Linked DNA regions of Mus musculus: regions 1 and 3 are each linked to region 2. The links are chromatin loops, found by intact Hi-C in ENCODE. Cell type or tissue: left cerebral cortex. All regions are shown on one strand. Each heading gives the region's core, and the rest is flanking DNA. Links, peaks and the distances in the headings are about the cores only.

The links. Hi-C counts contacts between places; a loop is a spot of excess contacts. Peaks named below come from ENCODE experiments on the same cell type or tissue, not always from the same donor. Only the 100,000 strongest peaks of a DNase experiment are listed, where the experiment ranks them.
Region 1: it touches region 2 in a loop (15-fold over the local background); 2 of 42 quality-filtered maps call a loop at or near these places.
Region 3: a loop joins it to region 2, with 12 times the contacts of the local background. A loop is called at or near these places in 2 of 42 quality-filtered maps.

What each region holds. Positions count from the first base shown.
Region 1 is chr14:71,724,561-71,731,440 of GRCm38, forward strand. All of the region lies in intron 1 of Gm34819 (a long non-coding RNA gene), which reads left to right. Among named protein-coding and RNA genes, the nearest start is that of Gm34998, 42 kb to the right of the region's middle. In left cerebral cortex, for the core only: no CTCF peak of the experiment used is centred there; a DNase peak (open chromatin) is centred at 4,169; H3K27ac peaks cover 1,784 bases.
Region 2 is chr14:72,234,548-72,241,427 of GRCm38, forward strand. No RefSeq gene overlaps it. Among named protein-coding and RNA genes, the nearest start is that of Gm41205, 53 kb to the left of the region's middle. In left cerebral cortex, for the core only: no CTCF peak of the experiment used is centred there; DNase peaks (open chromatin) are centred at 3,570 and 4,012; H3K27ac peaks cover 1,121 bases.
Region 3 is chr14:71,334,412-71,341,291 of GRCm38, forward strand. No RefSeq gene overlaps it. Among named protein-coding and RNA genes, the nearest start is that of Gm41203, 83 kb to the right of the region's middle. In left cerebral cortex, for the core only: no CTCF peak of the experiment used is centred there; a DNase peak (open chromatin) is centred at 4,003.

The DNA.
Region 1 (6,880 bases), core at 2,871-5,370, 510 kb before region 2:
TCAAAGGACTATTTTTTATGACTCTTTCTGGGTTTGTTTCTCCATCCACTTATAGATATTGCATAGTGGAGAAACTGTGGGAACAGACAGTCTCATGCAGCCTCCTGAGGATTCCAAGTGGTGCTGGCTTCTGGGATCCCCTGGTACCTTAAAATCCACAAAAATCATAACAATATATATACTATGTGTGTCCATGTCTTTGTGTGTTATACACATATGCTGTGCATGCATGTGGAAGCTAGACCAGGATGTGGGTGTCATCGCATGTTGCTCATGCCTTCTTACCTTGAGTTGAGAATTCTTACAGAACCTACACGCTTGCTGTTTATCTGCCGTTAGTCTGACTCTCAGAGAACTGAAATTTTCATTCAGTTTCTGCCCCCCAGTGCTATGTTGACAGGCAAGTTCGATCACACCTGGCTTTTCACATGGGTGCTGGTGATTTGAACTCAAGTCCTCATGCTTCCACAACAAGTGCACTTTAACACTGAACCATCTCTCTAGTCTCATATTTGCTCTTTCTGCTATCTAGTCTCAGTGTGTCTCTCTATAGAATGGATACTATAAAGCCTCTACTTCCTCACACAATGAGTGATCTATTACCTCAGTTATAATCCTTACCTAAAAGTCTTACCTATAAACTTTACTAGTATCTTTGGATGATGACTGAATTATGTAATGTAATAAAACTTCTACGATTGGGGAAATTTCTACCTTTTCCCCTCTCTTTCATTTTTATTTTGCAGATGACTAATCTAATAGCTCTTGGACTACGGTACTCTTAATAACCATCATAGGATCTGATAAAATGCAGATGCTTATCCCTTACCCCATTAAAAACAGGTTCCTTTGGTGATGGGAATGCAGGTGGCCCAGCTTCTAAGCCTTTCTACCAAAGAGTTCAAGCCACCAGCAACACCAGGGAGTTCATGTGAGCTTAATTATGTCACACAGTAACACTATGTCAGGCTCAGTATTATTGTTAGTTCTCTCTTCAATGATAACATTCTGTTGCCTAGAACTCAAGGGCATTTTCATTGAAAGCCAGGGGATTCTTCTCATCTGAACAGCCTCCATAATCACGCTGAACTCACATTTGAAAACTCCATTGTAGAAAACTCAATAGAAAGCAATGCAGTGAAATGTGCTTCTCTATGGCAAGGAAACCGATAACCTGTTATTGTGCACATTATCTGACAATGAGGAGGAAAGAGACAGCCCAGTACTGTGCATACTGCCCAATCCTGGGGGAAGAGACACCATAGGATTGTGTTCCTCATAATAATGGGAAGCAAATCGCCTACTATGCTCACTGTACAACATTGGGGAACAAACAGGCAGCTTATCAGCATGCTCACCTCTCAAGGATAGTGAGAGACTTAAGAGTCAGATACTGTTCTCCATGTACTACAACTAGGAGGAATCATGTTTCTCTGGTAGTTTGTCAGGGATGCCATAAGCCACAGATTGAGTGGATGTTAAAGCACCAAAATTGCAGCTGGGGAGATGGCTAAGAAGTTCAGGATGCTCTTACAGAGGACCTGAATTAGTTCCCAGCACACATAACATGCAGTTTATAACCACTTATGAGTCCAGTTCTAGGGGAACCGATATCTTTTTTGACATATGGCAACTGCATCCTCATGCACACACCTCCACACAGGCATACAGGGACAGATATAATTGAAGGTAAACATTAGTAGATCTGGGCAAGGCAGTGGGGGGCTTCCCTTTCATCCCCAGACTGGGAAGAGAGCTCAAAATGGGTACATTTTTAGTCATAAGAAATTAGATCTCCCATATATGAATTGTAAGGGAGAGAATTTATTGTGCAATTCAGACTGAGACAATATTATTAGAAACTCACTATAAAAGTGGATATAATTTATACATTCCTTAGCATTAGATCTACCTACAAACATTAGAAAACAGAAAACTAAAGCCAATAGCTACTTTTAAAGATACTTTTATTAAGTGCATGTGTGTGTGTGTGTGTGTGTGTGTGTGTGTGTGTGTGTATCTGTAGTAGCTAGAAGGCAGTATTGAATGCCCTAGAGCTGGAGTAAGTAAAGGTAGTGAGCTGCCTGTCGTGGGCTCTAAGATCCAAGCTCAGGTCCCCTGAAAGAATGGCAAATACTTTTAACTGCTGAATGATCTCCCTCGTCCCCCCAGACTATTATCTTATAATGCAGGTAATCTAATGAAAGGTTAGGGCTGAGACAACCCTAGAACACTAGTAGAAGCATTGCCACACAGCTGTGTTCCTTCAGCCATTCTGCCCCACCATCTATTCCACGTGGCTTTCTTTGAAAGTCAATCATGTCTACTACAACCCTAGAAATCTCATATCCATTTTTGCCATGGAGAGGAAATAATCATGAAGTCCAGGGAAATGTGTCCACCGAGTAATCTATTGAATAAATACAGGTGCACACAAACACTTATATGTATACATATAGTCAGCCCTTTGTTATAAATGGGTTGTATGCCAGGGATTATGGACAATGAGGACTGCATATATTAATGTGCCTATTTTACGTCATTATTCCTTAAGCAATATAGTATTATAATCATTTGCACAGCATTTGTCTTGGGTTGTTTCCTATAAGTCATCTATAAGTATATAAGATCTAGAGAATATAGGGGGATGTATATAAGCTATATGTGACTACTATGGCATTTGATATTAAAATATTGATATTTTGGTTCCTGTGAAGGATTCTGGAGCCAAATATCTTCATAAGATGAATAATAGATTCATATAATGGACAACTGTGTAAGCACATGTCAGAAGTTTTTCTTCCTATTTTATTGTCTATAACTAGTTCCTCTGCCTGTGTTCATAGCAGCCTTATTTATAATAGCCAGGAGCTGGAAAGAACCCAGGTGTCCTTCAACAGAGGAATGGATACAGAAAATGTGGTACATTTACACAATAGAGTACTACTCAGCTATTAAAAACAGTGAATTCATGAAATTCTTACCAAATGGATGGAATTAGAAAATGTCGTCCTGAATGAGGTAACCCAATCACAGAAGAACACACATGGTATATACTCACTGATAAGTAGATATTAATCCAAAGTTTGGAATACCCAAGATACATTTCATAGACCACATGAAGCTCAAGAAGAAGGAAGATCGAAGTGTGGATGCTTCAGTCCTTCTTAGAAAGGGGAACAAAATACTCAAGGGAGGAAATACAGAGAAAAAGTATGGAGCAGAGACTGAAGGAAAGGTCATCCAGATACTGCTCCACCTGAGGATCCATCCCATATACAGACACCAAACTCAGACATTATTACAGTTGCCAAGAAGTGCTTGGTGACAGGAGCTTGATATATCTGTCTCCAGAGAAGCTAGTGCCTGATAAATACAGAGGGAAATGTTCACAGCCAAACATTGGAATGAGCACGGGGTCCCAAATGGAAGAGTTAGAGAAAGGACTAAAGGAGATTAAGGGGTTTGCAACCCATAGGAAGAACAGCAATATCAACCAACTAGACCCCCCCCCCCCAGAGCTCCCAGAGACTAAACCACCAACCAGATTACCCATTGAGAGACCTATGGCTCCAGCTGCTATGTAGCAGAGGATAGCCTTGTCAGACATCAATGGGATGAGAGGCCCTTGGTCCTGGGAAGGCTTGATGCACCAGTGTAGGAGAATGCTAGGGCGGGAGGTAGGAGTAGGTGGATGGGTAGGGGAGGGAGGGGGATGGGATAGGGGGGTTGGTGGAACTATTGATTATATCAGGTGTTAAAACATGAAGAAGTAAATGGTAATGAAGAGATTGGAGAGAGAGAGTTGTCTTCTAGACCAGAGATAGAGGTAAGTGATGGGAGCTCTTTGCAAAATACCAAGAGCAAAAAAAGAATGTGGCATTACAAATAGAATATGACATTAGGAGACAGTCACCTCTTCACAGTCTATTCCTGACCAGGATTCACTGGAATCGTGAAGCAGGATTTGCTTTCCTAGGTGAAAGCAATTAGTCATCATCTGATAGGATGGGGCTGCAGATACAAGCACAGTTTATATTCACATAACCTCAGGTTGGATGCTTACTCCCACCACACAGAAGTCATACCCAACACTGCTGAGTATTCTCCGGGTTTGTCTCTGGAATAACTGCTTCTGTCAAGATGGTGCTAGACTGGAGGAGGCAGAGACACCCACTCGCAGCACGGACACTTTCCTACAATGCACCAGGCTGAGACAAGTAAAAAATTATGCCCTGGCAGATTTCTTTCTCAAAATATCCTCAAAATACTCTCTGCCTCATCCAGCGTTCTCTGGAAGGAAATGGGGTGTGCTATGAAGTTTGAGTGGAGAGGTGGAAGAAGATCACAGCACAAAGCTGACTCATCCTAGAAGCTCATTTTCTTTTCTGAGTCAGATTACCTATTCTGCCAGGGCACCTGCTCTCTACCAACCTTGGGCAGTCTATATCCACCACTCAAATGGAACTATAACCTTGTACTTCCAGGTATAAGCACACACCCATCAAAACCATCCACCAATGCCATGCTAAAGGTGAGGTCATGAGGGTCATCACACTGTTCTTGGTGGTTCTAAACTCTCCTAAACAAGAACCTTCTCTGAAGTCTGTTGCTAGGAGGAAAACACTTTTACTCATAAGTGGGCCCCTTGGGTAGTAAAGACTTGATAGCCAACGTTTATGCACGAACACATTTTTATGAGCTCAAAGGGATATCTGGTACTCGAGCAAGCCTTATAGCGAGATCTAAGAAGTCAGAACTCTGGAACCCATCTGTGAAAGCTTCCATGCCAAGGCACATTGGCTTTCTACATTGAGCCTGGTGTTTTCTTCAAACCCCAGGGTACCACCTTTCTCTTAATCACTGGATTTCTGCCACACATCATTTTTTTTCTTGGCATTGTCCAGGAGGAATAAGGATAGAAGGATAAATACTCAGTGAGGTAAGACAAAGAGATTAGATAGATGATGTAAATTCAAGAGTGATTCTGATGTATGTAAGGTTTTGAGTTCAAAGGTTCTGATTAAATCAATCAATGGGTATTACTAAGTTCAAGAGAGTAGAAAAATAAGTCTGTGTTGCCTACATCAATGTTCAATGTCCACACAATGCTTCACTTTGGGAGATAGAAGTGAGTGGGTACTATTTTTTTCACTAGGCACTTTTCCAGGGATGCTATAATTTAACCCAGTTCTGATAAAGTCAGGACCCAGAAAATAAGAACTCAGTCTGTTGAGTCCATTCCTATTTCAGCTGTTGGTTACAAGTCTAAGATTATGGCTCATATTTCACACTGAGAATTTATAAATTTGGGGTTCACAAAACTTGTGATTTATTTTTTAGAATGGCCAAAAGGGCTAAGGCAATTGCATTTATCCATTTGAGGAAATATTACCCTGTGTAGAGATGAGCAGCAGATAATAAAGGCACAAACAGAAGAGACACAACTGTCTACACCCTGAGGTGTTCCACTGTTTAGGAATCACCATGTGTTCTGCTATCTAGAAGTCCTTGGTTCCTGCTATTTGGGGCTCTCGTTAAAGCTTTGTTCTATAAGCATGTGACAAAAAAATACCAACTACTGTGATTAATGCAACTTGCAGCCTGCCTCCCCTGCCTAGAGAGGTTAGGTAGTAAAACTCAAAGTTGTGACCTTCCAATCACATGGTTGATACTGTTGCCAATCAGTTCCCATCCTGTGGATACCAAGGAGCTCACCAAAAGTGCCTTTATTAAAAAAAAGAAAGAAGAAGAAGAAGAAGAAGAAGAAGAAGAAGAAGAAGAAGAAGAAGAAGAAGAAGAAGAAGAAGAAGAGGAGGAGGAGGAGGAGGAGGAGGAGGAGGAGGAGGAGGAGGAGAAGAAGAAGAAGAAGAAGAAGAAGAAGAAGAAGAAGAAGAAGAAGAAGAAGAAGAAGAAGAAGAAGAAGAAGAAGAGAAGAAGAAGAAGAGAAGAAGAAGAAGAAGAAGAAGAAGAAGAAAAGAAGAAGAAGAAGAAGAAGAAGAAGAAGAAGAAGAAGAAGAAGAAGAAGAAGAAGAAGAAGAGGAAGAATTCTATGGTATCTTGAAAATCTGTTAAATACTCTCACTGCTGGGTAAATTTTAAGGGCCGTAGGTGCTCTGTGTCAGGAAGAGGTGACAAAAATCTATCATCTAGACTGAGAAACAAAAATATTTAAAGAGGCCTGATTGCTATTACTTAACAGCCCTAAATGTCTAACACACTGGACAACCTCTCAGTGACAAAGTATCTCCATATCTTTTAAAGGAAATAGAAATACAGACCTTGTTTTATGAAATTTCCAAATATTTAAATTTTGGTGTAAAAATAAAAAAGCTAGAACTACAGAAGGTAATTAGTAGGCTGCAAGTTTCTGACTTCTGATTACTGGTAGAGGTAGTAGTTCTGGCTTTCGGGAACTGGGGAATGGCCAGGAGTGAAGACTGACACTGAGCAATGACTTGCCTTTAAAGTAATAGATTGCATAAAAAATACCTAGATCCTGCAGCATCCATCACTCGATACATTGAAAGGCATAGCTTTCTGTGGGTACCCCTCAAACATCCCACTTCTGTAGGCAATATCGACAGCTGCCTACAGACATCAGCTGCTTGGCATCTGCACGATTTCCCAAGTGTATGGAAGGCTCGGGTGGGAGAAAGTAAAACATTTTGACATCAGGCTGAGCTTCTCAGTTTTCTAATATAGTATGCATGCCATCCCCCCCCTTGGGAATCAATGCTCATGAATTCATTAAGTTCTGGAGACCGTAATATTTGCCAGAATACAAAAAAACAATCGCCTGAACATAAATTGCAACGTAGAAAAACTTTTGTAATTTAATTTTCCAGTGAATATAAAGAGGATATACGTGACTGTAGCT
Region 2 (6,880 bases), core at 2,079-4,578:
AGCTGAAACAGAAGTAGACTTCTTACTTGGCCACACAACCTGGCAGACCTTATGGTGTTAGAGGTTTCTGGGTTGGGAAAAGACATCAAGTACAGTGGATACATGGTCACAATGCAAGCCATTAGAGTTTTGGAGGTAGGCCACGCCATCTGCTGCAGGAGTATGTTCCATCTCACAGGCAGGACTTGGTTGGATATGAGCCTACAGTAAATATAAACCATCTGAAGAAGGCATCAAGTGGCAGCCAGAGATGTCCATCAAAAGCTGAATTCTGTTACCCAGGCCAATCCATAAAGCCAGGCTGAACCAGAACGTATTCCTTGGAAACTGTGTGTGGCATGTCTGAGAAGGAGCATGAATAGGCGGAGAGACACGGGTAAATTGCATGAGTATGTTGTCTCCCACCCATGTTGCCTAACATTGTTGCTTCTCTGTCTCTTCTCATGGCTCACGCCTATTGTTCCTTAACACCAAGCAAATCAAAGAACAGTCTGAGCTTGGTCTGTTGATTGGTCCCTTTGGTGTGTTGTCACGAATTAAAAATGAGTTGGTATTTCACTAATGCTCCCTATTAGAAATCCCTGAATGGGAGCAGTGATATATTGTCCCAACTGACAGCACTTGTCTGATGAATCAGGTCTTCTACCTTGGACAGAGAAGGAGCCCAGAGTACAATCATTCCTGTACTTAGAGTGAATTTGAGTAGAGCTAGCTGAACCTTAAAAGAATAAAGTTTTAAATATTAGTTCAAGGAAGACTTAGCAGAATGGACCCATGGGAAAAGATATCGAGTGTGGTGATCTTGCACCATAATATGGCCATTAAATAGCAACTCTAAGTCAATAAGATAGGTGGAATGATTTTTATCATAAGACTGTATTTGCTATGAATAAATATTGTATTGCTACTACAAAGGACATACCAAGGGGCAGGCACGAAAGAATACAGGCCCATCAGGGTGGACTTCCACTGGCTGAGGCTAATATTGGTACAGCTGCTATTGTATATTCACCTGGCCAGCAACAGAACTAAGGCTGAGCTCCATATTTGGCTTTTGCCAATATGAACTAAGTGCTTGATAACAAGTTGACTGCTCTGGGCACCTTTCACCCAGAAGGTGCAATGATTCCATTTGACAAATATCAACACACATGGCAAGTACAAACTTGCTTTTTTTATCCCTAGGGTCTTGGTTAATTCAATTGTCTATAGACTTCAGGAGGATTTCATCAGCTGAAATAAAATTGCAAGAGACATTTTATTAGGCCAAAGGACCCAAATAATGGGGATGGGGGAAGTGGTGTAGTGGTAATAGAATCCACTGGTCCTGTCACCTGCCATGTCTTTAGGAATCACAGTCCTTCGGAGTGATAAAATGGCCTCTCAAAGAATCAAGGCATGGTAGTATATGCCTTTAATTGCTTCACTTGGGAGACAGATGAAGGCAGAGCTCTAGGAGTTCAAGGTAGCCAGGGTTGCACAGTAAAATCCTGTCAAAAATAATTTAAATAAGTGAAGTAACAACTTGAAAATGTCACTATCTTCTGTACACAGGACAAATCCTAAAAGAATGAGTGTTATATAATCCTATGTCACCTATAGATACAAAGTGATAAGTAAGGAAGCTATACCAAATAACTATAATCAAACATGCTACCAAGCCAAGCCGATAGTCCTAGGCTCTCGTTTGTTTTTGTTTTTATATGCTGTGTCTCAGATGGGGAAAATTCTTCATTTAGTCTAATTGAGATTATGTTGAAAATTAAGCTGCTATATGTATGAAGATCCTTCTGGCTAATCACGGAATGCTAGCAGAATGGGGAAAAATCATTCTAATATATGTTAGATCAGCTGCCGCTGGACAGCAGGGCAGGGAAGAATATCTCTGCAAACACACTGATCCTCTGAGGCATCTCTTGCTGCTCACATGCCCAGGTTTAGTGATAAATTCACATCCAACATATAGAATGATACTTAGGGTCTCAGGTGCCTTGAGGATCAAAATCTGATCTCCAAACAGCAAGCCACCTGGCACAACTTATATTGTCTATCCAAGACAACAAGAAACTAGAATGGGAGACAAAGTACAGAGATAGAAAGCATCAATTATGGCTTCAAGATCAGCTGAAGAACTAGAGCTGTGGTTTGCTCTTTGCCTGGAAGTGCCCTAGAAAAGCATAGTAAATTGAATCTTGGAGAATCTGTTTCCAAGTGAGGAATCCAGAATCCAAATGGAGCTCACAAAAGGAGACAGTTGTGGGGTTTTCCACCTTCAACCTTCATCCTCTTCCTTTTTGTTGTTTGTTTGTTTGTTTGTTTAACATTTATTTATTTATTTATTTATTTCCCGTAGGGAGGAGAGATATAAGTAGATGCATGACATAGTGAGCTTGGGAAGGTCTTTAGCAGTTGATTCTCTCAATCCAATGTGTGAGACCCAGTAAGTGCGAGCTTGGGATATCAGACTTGATAGACAGTGCTGTGCTTTCATGCACCAGGCTACCTCTCTGGTCTTTCCTCTTAACATCTGTTCCTCTGCTCCTGGGAACATCGCTGCTCATAGTACCATCACTAGGAACCACCCTAGCTTCAGAGAACTGATTTATCAACCATCACTCCCTCTTCTAGAAGGTTTATATAGCCAGTGACTGGCTGAAACAAGAACACAGTCACTGTACTCTGATGTCACTTTGGAACTCTGAAGGTTTATCACCTCCCGGGGCTGGGGCTTTCCATTATGGATTGGTTTCTTATTATCTAATCCATTCCTCCTCCTTTTCCTTTTCTTTTCTTTTATTAAATTATTTTATTTGTTTACATTCCAAATGTTGCCCCGCTTCCTGGTCCCCCCTTCTAGAGTTCTTCACCCCCTCCCCTTTGCCTCTCTGAGAGGGTGCTCCCCCAAACCCCTACATACACCCTTACATACTCACATTCCCTACCTCACCCTCCCTAGCATCCCCCTTCCCTGGAGCATCTTGACAGGGTTAAGCACATCTTCTCCCACTAAGGCCAGACAAGATAGTTCTCTGCTACATATGTGCTGAGGGCTACAGATAAGCACATGTATGCATTTTGGTTGGTGGAATAGTCTCTGGGAGCTCTGAGGGGGTCCGGATCAGTTGATGCTGCTGATCTTCCTATAGGGTTGCCATCCCTTCAGCTACTTCAGTCCTTACCCTAACTCCTCCATAGGGGGTCCCTGACTTCAGTTCAATGGTTGTCTGTAAGTATCTGCATCTGTCTCAGTCAGCTGCTGATAGAGCGTCTCAGAGGACAACCATGCTAGGCTCCTGTCTGTAAGTACAACATTCCATAAGTAATAATGTCAGGTTTGGTACCTGCGCATAGGATGAATCCCAAGTTGGACTGATCACTGTATGGCTTTTCCTTCATTCTCTGCTCTACTTTTGTCCCTGCATTTCCTTTAGACAGGAACAATTCTGGGTCAAAATTTTTGAAGATGAGTGGGTGGCTCCATCTCTCCATGGTAGGCCATATTTGTCCACTGGAGGTGGTCTCTTCCGGTTCCATCTCCCCACTGTTGAGAATTTTGGCTAAGGCTATTGCTATTGAATCCTGGAAGCCTCCCACATCCCACTCAATGGGAATGACCTCTCTTCCTCCTTTTCTTAAAAGCAGTCTCTTCAAGAATCCTTCCAGATGTACTTCTGTTCTAAGAGTGTTTCCTGTTCACTGAACATGTACCTGTCATTCCATTGTCTTGAAGGTTACCTCCAATGTGTTTTCTGCTACAATATGAAACTATCCGCCCCCAACAACAGCCAATCCATATCCCTCCTCCAGAGTTGGCATTGAGCTGGACTCACACAAAGACTTATGGGGGGTTAAGAAAAATCTGTGGGATCACAAAAATGTCAGACTCCTATTGTACTAAAAATGATTCTATCCCAGGGCTGCCAGACACATCCGCTCCCACCCAAGCAGATGGAAGACTATAGACTTAAGAGACAGAGGGCAAGCAAAACAGGACTTCCGTAGGGAGAAAATAAAATGTCTCCCCCTACATCGCTGCCTCAAGCATCTGAAAGTAGGTGTTGGAGTCCCCGTTCTGCAAATCCACCCACAAACATCCTTGTCAGCCTCTCAAAATGGGAATGAGTCTCTTGTGTCTGGGACTGTAGTCTAAGAAGGAAGATGTTCTAAATTACCTCAGTGGTCTTAAATTGACCAGGTATTCACATCTACTCAATCGCTGATTTCTTCCTCTCCAAATCCTACAATGCTGAGCAGATTGCTTAATGTTAGCACATATCATGCTATCCCATAAGGACTTTTCAAGGAATATTTTTCTAACACAATGGGGACGCTCAGCAGAAACCTGATTCTGTTTGACTGTGTGTCCCAAAGGCCTTGTGGAAAGAATGTAGCCCCACCTCCACCCCCACCCAGGTTTAGAACCTGGGAGGTGTAACCTATGCCACATTCACTGCAGCAGTCACCAAACAAGAAGCGTCAAGCAGACTGAAGCACATGTGCAAAACATTTACTTAATCTTTAGTGAGATGTTAAATATATTTCTATTTTTTTTATTAGATATTTTCTTTATATACATTTCAGATGTTATCCTGAAAGTTCCCTATACCCTCCCCTCGCCCTGCTCCCCTACCCACCCACTCCTGCTTCTTGGCCCTGGCATTCCCCTGTTCTGGGGCATATAAAGTTTGCAATACCAAGGGGCCGCTCTTCCCAGTAATGACCGACTAGGCCACCTTCTGCTACATATGCAGCTAGAGATACGAGCTCCGGGGTACTGGTTAGTTCATAATGTTGTTCCACCTATAGGGTTGCTGACCCCTTCAGCTCCTTGGTTGCTTTCTCTAGCTTCTCCATTGGGGGTCCTGTGTTCCATCTGGCTTAGCCATTAAAGGCTAGGCTCACAACCAAAAATACATTCCTAAATATAAAAAAATTATTATTTCCTAGAAGATTCTTTGTTTTCCTGTTTCTTCTGTACAAAGAACAAATGTACTATCGTGGTTAAATTACAAAGGAATGAAAGAAGGGAGTGGGCAAGGGAGGGGTGGGTGGTATATGTTGTTCTAAAAGCAGGATAGCTTTAAGTTTCCCTTGTAATGGTTCATCACATCTGCCCATAGCTTGTGGTCCAGATTCCCTTCAGGTTGAAATGTGTGTGTGTGTGTGTGGTGTGGTGTGTGTGTGTGTGTGTGTGTGTGTGTGTGTAGCATAAGAGTTCCTGCCTCTTATTTGTATCTGCTGATGCTAGTTCTCTGCATGTGATCACTCAACCTCCCAGAAAAATCTTCCTTTAAGAAGCAAAAAGGAGAAGAAGTAAGGGCAGGGCAAGCAAGAGAGGGAGGTAGAGGGCAGAGAGAACATAAAGCTACGGTCTCCCCTTCCATTCTGACAAAGCAGGCAAGAGGACAGCCCCTTTCATTCCCCACCTGTCCTTCCAGCCTCAGATGGGAAAGCAGCAGCCTTTTGTGACATTGTTTTTCCTCCAAGGCTACCTTTGATCTTCACCTAGGTGACATCTACTTCCAGTGAACATCAAAGGCAGCAGAGAGGCAGAGATGACTTGTCTGGAGCCTCCTCTCACTAGGGACAGCTGAAATAAGATTGTCCCAATTGTGTGAGAGACAAGGCCAAGACCCCAAGGGATCCTTAGTGGGATGGTTGCTTCTCGCTTGAGCTGCCTCTTCTTTGCCAGGAAATAAGACTTTCTACCTTTTCTTCTCACAGAAAGCAACTCCCATCTCAGGAGAAAGCGATGCCCCAGCCTCCCTGTGCTGTGCATGGTTAGCACAAGCTTGGGGTGCAGGAGCACATGTGCACATTAATTTATGCTGCCTGTCGCCTTTGTGTTTTGGAACAAGTCAGACTCCTTTGTGTAATTGCTTGATGAAACATCCCCGTCCAGTCTGTCAACACAAATTACACAGCTAAATAATGAGAGCTGCCCCTGCCCCCTCTGTTATACAAACACAAGAAGGATCCAACTAGCCCTGAGGAGCTGGGCTTCCCACCTGACCTACGATCTCTGGACCTTCATCTCACCTGCAAAGGATAGTTGCTAGGAGACAGAAGATAAAACTAGTCTTCTCTATCACCTGTCCACCTCAGACTGAAGGAATAGAACAGGGTGGGGGGCAGAACACAGACCGTGGGCAGGATCTTAGAGGCCTTCTCTGCATGAGGCTCACTCAACAAAGGTGGGGTCTGTCACCCTTGGAGAGGGTCTCAAACTGTGATGCTGTAGCTCTGAGTGTTTATCTAAAACAATAGGATATACATACAAATGCAATATATACCCCCTACAAACATTACTAAATGCACACATCTAAATATATATGTGTGTGTGAGTATAAGTATATGTGTATATATATATATGTATATATGTGTATATATGTGTATAAATGTATATATGTGTATATTTGTATATATGCATATATATACATGCTTGTACACAGACACACTACACAATATACATATATGCACTTTTGTGCATAATTATATACATACATCAATGTATACATATGCATATACATATCCCTGTACATATATTCACATCTACATCTACATACATATTCATAAGTATATATACTTCTACATATATATGAACATTAACACACCTCTGTACACATGCACATATCTACATATACACATATGCACATTCATATACATGTCAATATACACCTGTATATTCCTAAGTTCACATGTACACATGCATACATACAAGCACAGTTCTATTATTCATATATATACTCTCACACATTGAAGCATGTATCGATACACAGAGGATAGGTAAAAAGATGCTATACAGTGTGACCAGGGCTGGGCAGCAGATGAGGGAAGCAATCTGACAATTAGCCAGGGTTCTGTCAGCACTTCAGGGCAC
Region 3 (6,880 bases), core at 2,790-5,289, 900 kb before region 2:
ACTAGTCCTATAGCAGACACCAAATATGAATCTGTAGCAGTGGCTTGTTCCAGAAGAAACTACAAGGTTCTGTCGAATCATCACAAGTCAGCAGAAGTGGCAAGCATCAGCAGGAACACCACAAGGAATTCTTTGGTGCGTTTTTCTCTACAAAGTGACAACTAGTGAAGACCAGTGAATACCAGTAAAGTGTTGCAAGGCATAGCAATGCAAGAGTGTCCTTTCATTGTCTGTGTGCTCCTACTTACACTCTTTCTAACACCATGTACCTGCTCAAGCATCTGTTTCAGCAAAGCATCTTTTCACAAGACAGCATCAAGAAAGTCATGTGACCTCTCATAAGACAGCTTCCAGGAAAATATCAAATGGAACAAAGGAGTTTACAAAGAAACCCGAAAATTCCACTCTTCCTTCCTTCCTTCCTTCCTTCCTTCCTTCCTTCCTTCCTTCCTTCCTTCCTTCCTTCCTTCCTTCCTTCTTCCTTCCTTCCTCCTTTCTTCCCTCCCTCCCTCCCTCCCTCCCTCCCTCCCTCCCTCCCTCCCTCCCTTCCTTCCTCCCTCCCTCCCTCTGTCTTTCCTCCCTACCTCTCTTCCTTCCTTCTTTCCTTCCTTACTTCTTTCCTTCCTTCCTTCTCTCTCTCCCTCCATCCCTCCATTTTCTGCTTTCTTTCTTTCCCCCTCTCCATCCCTCCCTTTCTCCCCCTTCTCTCTCTTTCTTTCTTTCTTTCTTTCTTTCTTTCTTTCTTTCTTTCTTTCTTTCTTTCTTTCTTTCTTTCTTTCTTTCTTTTCTTTCTTTCTGTTTCAAATGCACTCACTCTCTATTGCCTGTATGCTCAGGGAAGATCCATTCCATTCTTTGACCTATTGAGTACTTTCAAGGACTTACTGCCATACTTGTGATGTTAGTAAAGGATAGAGTTGCATTGTTTCTAAAATGGCACTTTAAAGACATCACAGTGTGTACCACAATGGTATAGAACAGCAGCCTTATTGAATTACAATGGAACCTGGTGACACCAATCTTCAAAACACCATCACCCAGAGAAACATCACTTGTGAGTATCATGGGAACAGTGGTGTAATAAACCCATTCACTGACAGTTGTCCTTAAGTGTAGCACACACAACTGTGTATAGTGCATAATATAATGATAATTGTGTTGCTGCTTATGTGATTACTATACTATACTTTTTTTTAAGTATTTAAGTATGTGCCTACTTTTTAAGGAACAGTTTAGTATAAAACAGTATGTCATGCTAGACTGGCAACAGCCTTAAGCATTACATGTTGACTTGGTATCTTCTACAATGTTTTTATTGCATTTTATTCATGGATTGTGTCTGCATGCCACAGAGCATGTGTGAAAGTCAGAGAATAACCTGTGGGAACTGGTTCTCACATTCCACTCTGTGGGGCCTGGGGATGAAATTTGGGTCATGAGTCTTGGTGGCAAGCCCCTTCACCCACAGATCCATCCTTTCAGTCTTTTATTACATTTATTGATTGCATCATAAATCTCATTTTACTCATATTTTTATTTTATTATACCTAGGGCCATGATGAAAAAATAATAGATGTTCATAAATATACACAAGTTTATTTATGCAAACACAGACATATGTGTATGCACACACAGCTAGGCTATGTGCTGTGTGTAGTTGGCTATATTATATACATTAAGTATAGTCTATGGTGTTTGCACAATGACAAAGTCACCCAATGATGCATTTCTCAGAATGTTTTCTTCATGACACATAACTGACATCTCATTTTGCCTCTGCCATTCTCTGATGAACTCTTTGCCCTCAAATTATTTTCTCGCTTCAGTGTTTCTCAGACACCTTCTTAATGCAATGTTTAGGCCTTCCCGGAATTTTCTAGTATTCGTGGGCTGATGTACTTCTGACCCCCCAAATGGCCACATAAGTTCACTATTCAACCTTCCTTTTCTCAAAGGGAAGTCATTGTCTGTTCCTCCAGCATGTAGCTCCTCTGCTGACTGTAGCCAGATGTTCACAGGTCATCTCTGCTTAAAGGCTCAGCTTAAATTCACTCAGCTAATCTCATTTTTTTTCTAGGCAGAAATTAATAACTTCAACCCCTGGCACCCAATGGTGCTGGTCTGTCTCTTATAATTCAATCTGTCCTATATTTTGTGATAATTTCCTTGGGATGTGACAAAGACTGATATATAGGCTTGGAAAGCTAGCCCCTTCATCTTTGTTGGGGCTGGCAATACATTCTAGGCTGGATGCTGCAAGCCTGGGTCAGGACCCAAATAGACCCAAGAATTTTATCTCCTCTTTGGGGTGATCGAACCCATTTTCTCAAACATAAGGTTGGAGTGATACCATGAATAGATATAGGACTTGCACTTCTCCGGGGTTTCCCTATACCAGAGAGAATATCCTAGTAGATGCCTTTCTTCCACTGCCTAGTATGTCATTTCTAGGACTGAGCCACAGGTGCTACAATGTGATATATGGTCTATAGACGTCTACTATGCATGTCAAAGAGTGAATATATGGTTCCAATTTACCTTGGCTCTTTTCTAGCTCTTGGGGTTAAGCCTCATGGTAACTCCAGTCCAAACATATTCTGTCTGTGGTACTGCCTCTATCCCATAGTATATTTAGACAAGCGTTATCTTGGCAGGCATCTTTTGCACTGATGTTGGTACCCAGACCACATTGCCACTCCTCACTGATCCATGTGTTAGGACGGCCAAAGGGTGGGCAGCTGTTAGGAGCTGTGCTCCCTTCCTCCGTAGACTCCTTGGTGATGTTCTCTTTCTCTGTGTTATGTGCTTACACTGTGCTCTGCCTTTTGGTTTTAAAGCTGGTCTAATGAGTGCTAGGCATTCCTGCTGTGAAGAAAAATGCTTCTCTCACCCTGACCATGGCCCCTTGCCTGACTTCCACCCAGGTAGCAGCATAGGAAGGTGGGCATCACTCCAAAAGAGCAGATTGCATACCAGGAACTCAGTAATTATGACTCCAAAGTTCAAGAGGAGATATAGCTTGAAAGATACACATTTCCACTTATGTTACAAAATTCCAATTGTAAATCTAAGACGGCCAGAAAATGAGCTAACATTTACATTTTCCTGTATACTCTGGGAAGATTTGCATTTATGATCATTCTCAGTGAGGCACTTGTAACAGCTCTGAGAGTTATTGGAAGCTGGTGTTCAGGGCAGCACGTAAACAATGCAGCATCATATGGAATGATGTCAACAGCATTAAATACAGCAGTATATCCTAGGGAACTATGAAGGCAAGAAGCCCTCCACTGTTTAAATGCGCACACGTTTCAAAGAAGTAGCAACACAAATAAATAATAATACCGATACCCGTTTCTTCAGGTGGGAGATATAAAATTAGCCAGGAATGGCATATTTGATGATCAAAACACGAGGAGAGATTTCTAGACCTGAGAAGGGAAATAAGCAGCCTGGATCTTTGAGGGTTTGGAGGCACACTTAATTGGGCAATAAAGAAACACCTTCTTACAGTTTAAACCTGAAATGTGCCCCACTCTTTGAATTCTTTGAATTCTTATTCCCAGATGGTAGTGCCATTTTGGAAGGCTAGGGTGCTTTTAGAAGATGGGGCTAAAGTGGGTCATTATGAGGTAAGACTTTAAAGGCTCCTGCTCTCCTCTTAGCCTCCTGGTCTGCCATTGTGATCTGAACAGTCTTCTACATTGTGCTCTCATGAATTCAGCCGCTCTTTCAGGCCTTCTATGATGGGTTGGAAACAGCCGAAGTTATGATCTGAACGAAGGCTTTGCTCCATTTAATTGGGACTGTTGGACATTCACCCATAGTGATGGAAAAGTAACTCACTCACAGCCCTTATTCAAAGTATGCAGAGTATAGGCTGTGTCCACAAGTGCGGCCACGCTTGTTTGTTGAAGCGTTTTCTGTGGTTGCTTTCTGTGCCAAAACAGAAGAGTTGAGTGCTGGCTGTCAGTGGCTGCTTTTAGTACCTCCTCCACCCTGGAGGCCATCTGGAGCTGAGGCTAGCAGCACTCACTGTGTGGGTAAGCGTGACAAGCCCTGATCAGGTTGCATGTGGGTTGGAGTCTTTTAATGTTTGTCTTTGAAGTGCTTGCCGGCTTTGGCTCCCTATCCACAATATCAAATATATATGTAAAGTTTGATTCATTGTGAAGAATGGTTTCTTTTTCTATTCTAAATCTGCACTGATAAGTCACTGATGTATGGTTTTGTTAACTTTTTCATTTTAAAATACTTTTTAATACATGGGAAAAGATTGTCATCCAGCATTAACAACCTACATCAGTTTTTACACAGAAAGTCATCTATCTGAAGCTTTGTTAATAGTCCCAATAATGTCTTTTATAACAAGAGGAGCCTGCCTGGGAACCCCAGGTGCACATAGCCCTCCTAGCTTTCTAGGTTCCTTCAATCTGGAGATGTTTCATGACTATGTTTTTTTTAATTAATTAGTTCTATCTCCCCCATGTATTAGTTAATTCTTTCATTGCTGTAACAAAAGCAACTTAAGAGAGTTTCTTTTGGCTCACAGTTCCAGGGAACAGATCATCATGGCAGGAACGTTATGGTAGGTAGAGTATAAGGCTGGTAGTCACATCATATCCACAACCAGGAAACAGGAAGAGATGAGTGCTTTTATTCGGCTAGCCCGTAGGATGGTGCCATATACATAACCACCTCAGTGAGCCCAATATAAAAAAAATCCTCTCAGATATGTTTAGAGACCTGTCTTAAAGGTGACTCCAGGTACTATTAAGTTGATAATTGATATAAACCATCAACATATCATTTCCCTTCTTATCTCTTAAGCTCTTGATGGTCTCAGTGCCAAATGCATTCAAACCAAGTTAAAAAGTTCCTGTAGTCTTCAACAGTTTCAACATTGTATAAAATGCCATCATCCAAGCCTCTTTGAAGAGTCAATGTTATTTCTTAACTGTAAGCCCCTATAACATCATAAAAGAAATGACACGGTTCCTGTATACAGCGGCATTCAGTAAGTATTTCCATTTCAATAGGGGGGAAAGAGGGCATAGCAATAAATGAGTGGACCAAAGCAAGATAAAAATAAATCGCAGGAAACACAAAAGCTTGTAGTTCCAAAGCTGATATCTGGGGTTTGTGATGAAATCATTTGGACTCTAAAGGACTTGAGAGGCACAACCACTCCAGTTCTGTTTACGTACAGGGCATACACTCTCTGTTTGCATCCAATTCTGTGACTGTGTCTTTCCTTGATGAACATCTCATGATCCTGGCATCTTGAACATTCTGACATTTCCATTGAGATTTAGGTTTCATCTCTACATTTTCATGAAATAGTCTCTTGGGTCCTTCCTTTCAACCTTTCCTTATAGCCCACCTCTATTCCTTTCTAATTCACAGAACTACTCTCTACCAGGGACCTTCAGTCCCAACACTTTGTTGGGACTCAAGTATGGAATCTTTATTCTCTTTCCTATTCCATTATACAGATAAGATCCCCCTTTGCCCAGAAAATATCATGGTCTATTGACAAATCTATTAGCTACTCCCAACAATCTGATAGTCAGGTCCTATTGCTGAAGACTCGGATTACTTACATCATTGAACATGGAGAAATTAGTACCAACTAGACAGTTTACTTTTATTGAGTTGCGTTTATGACATTGAAGAAACTTTGCAAACTAGTGGAGGAGAAAAAAGTGCAGTAATACTCAGGTACAAATTCAGAAACCTACAAGTGAGACCTGCCTGCAAAATATACTCGTACAACACACACACACACACACACACACACACACACACACTCATGCACTGCTGACAAGTTTTTATGTCAACTCAGCAGGAGCTAGGGTCATCTGGGAAGAAATACTCTTATTCAAGAAAATATAGTTTTGGCTTTGGCTTGTCTCTAGGTCCTCTTCTTGGTTGATGATTGATGTGGGAGGCCTCAGGGCTAGTGATCCTAGATGCTATAACAAAAAAGTAAGCAGAGTTCCTTCATGGTCTCTGCATCAGTTCCTGCCTCCAGGTTCCTGCCTTGAGTTCCTGTCTTGACTTCCTTTGCCAAAGATCTGTGATATGGAACTGTAAGTGAAATAAACCAATTGTTCTCCAAGTTGCTTTTGGCCATCAAGTTTTATCTGATAATATAAACCTAATTAAGATACATACTATATGTTATATATGTATGTTAATATGTGTACATTACTATAAAGGATAGACTAACAACTGTGGAGGTTGATGAGGATCTGTAGTTCAAGAGCAACACACTTCTGATTGTGATCAGGAGAACTGATGGTGTGGATGGAGACTGGAGGAAGCTGTCGGAGAATTCCCTCTTGTTTGGGAAGGCTTGGCTGTTGCTGTGATCATTGTCACTCTCTTCAGGCCTGCCACTGGGCAGGGTATGCCGCTTATCCCAAACAGGTTGGCATTTAGTACTTGTACTCAGCTCTGGTTGTAAGCCTATCTGAGCATCCTGAGGTAACCTTTCCTGGACTTCCCAGCAGGACTTATTTTTCTCCTATACTTCCCTCACCCCTAGCCTTGGGTATCTGTACTTTACCAATCCTCTTTCCTTGACTTCTAATATCTTGTTTTCCCAGATGAAACCTTAATGTTTTTTCTTATTGAGGCTCCATCCTTTACCTTCATCCATGGTCACCTTTGTAGTGAAGTGAGAGGTAAGTCAAATACTCTCTCTTTTTCAACATAAATTACTTCACAAAAATGACCTGGAATACACATCAAAAATGCATAAATTATGTTGTGTCACAAGGCCACAACCATGGTAGGATATTTCAGTAAGTATTTTTAGTCTTTGCTCAAATAAATTAAGTGACAAATAAGAATACTAGAGATTTGAAGGGCATAT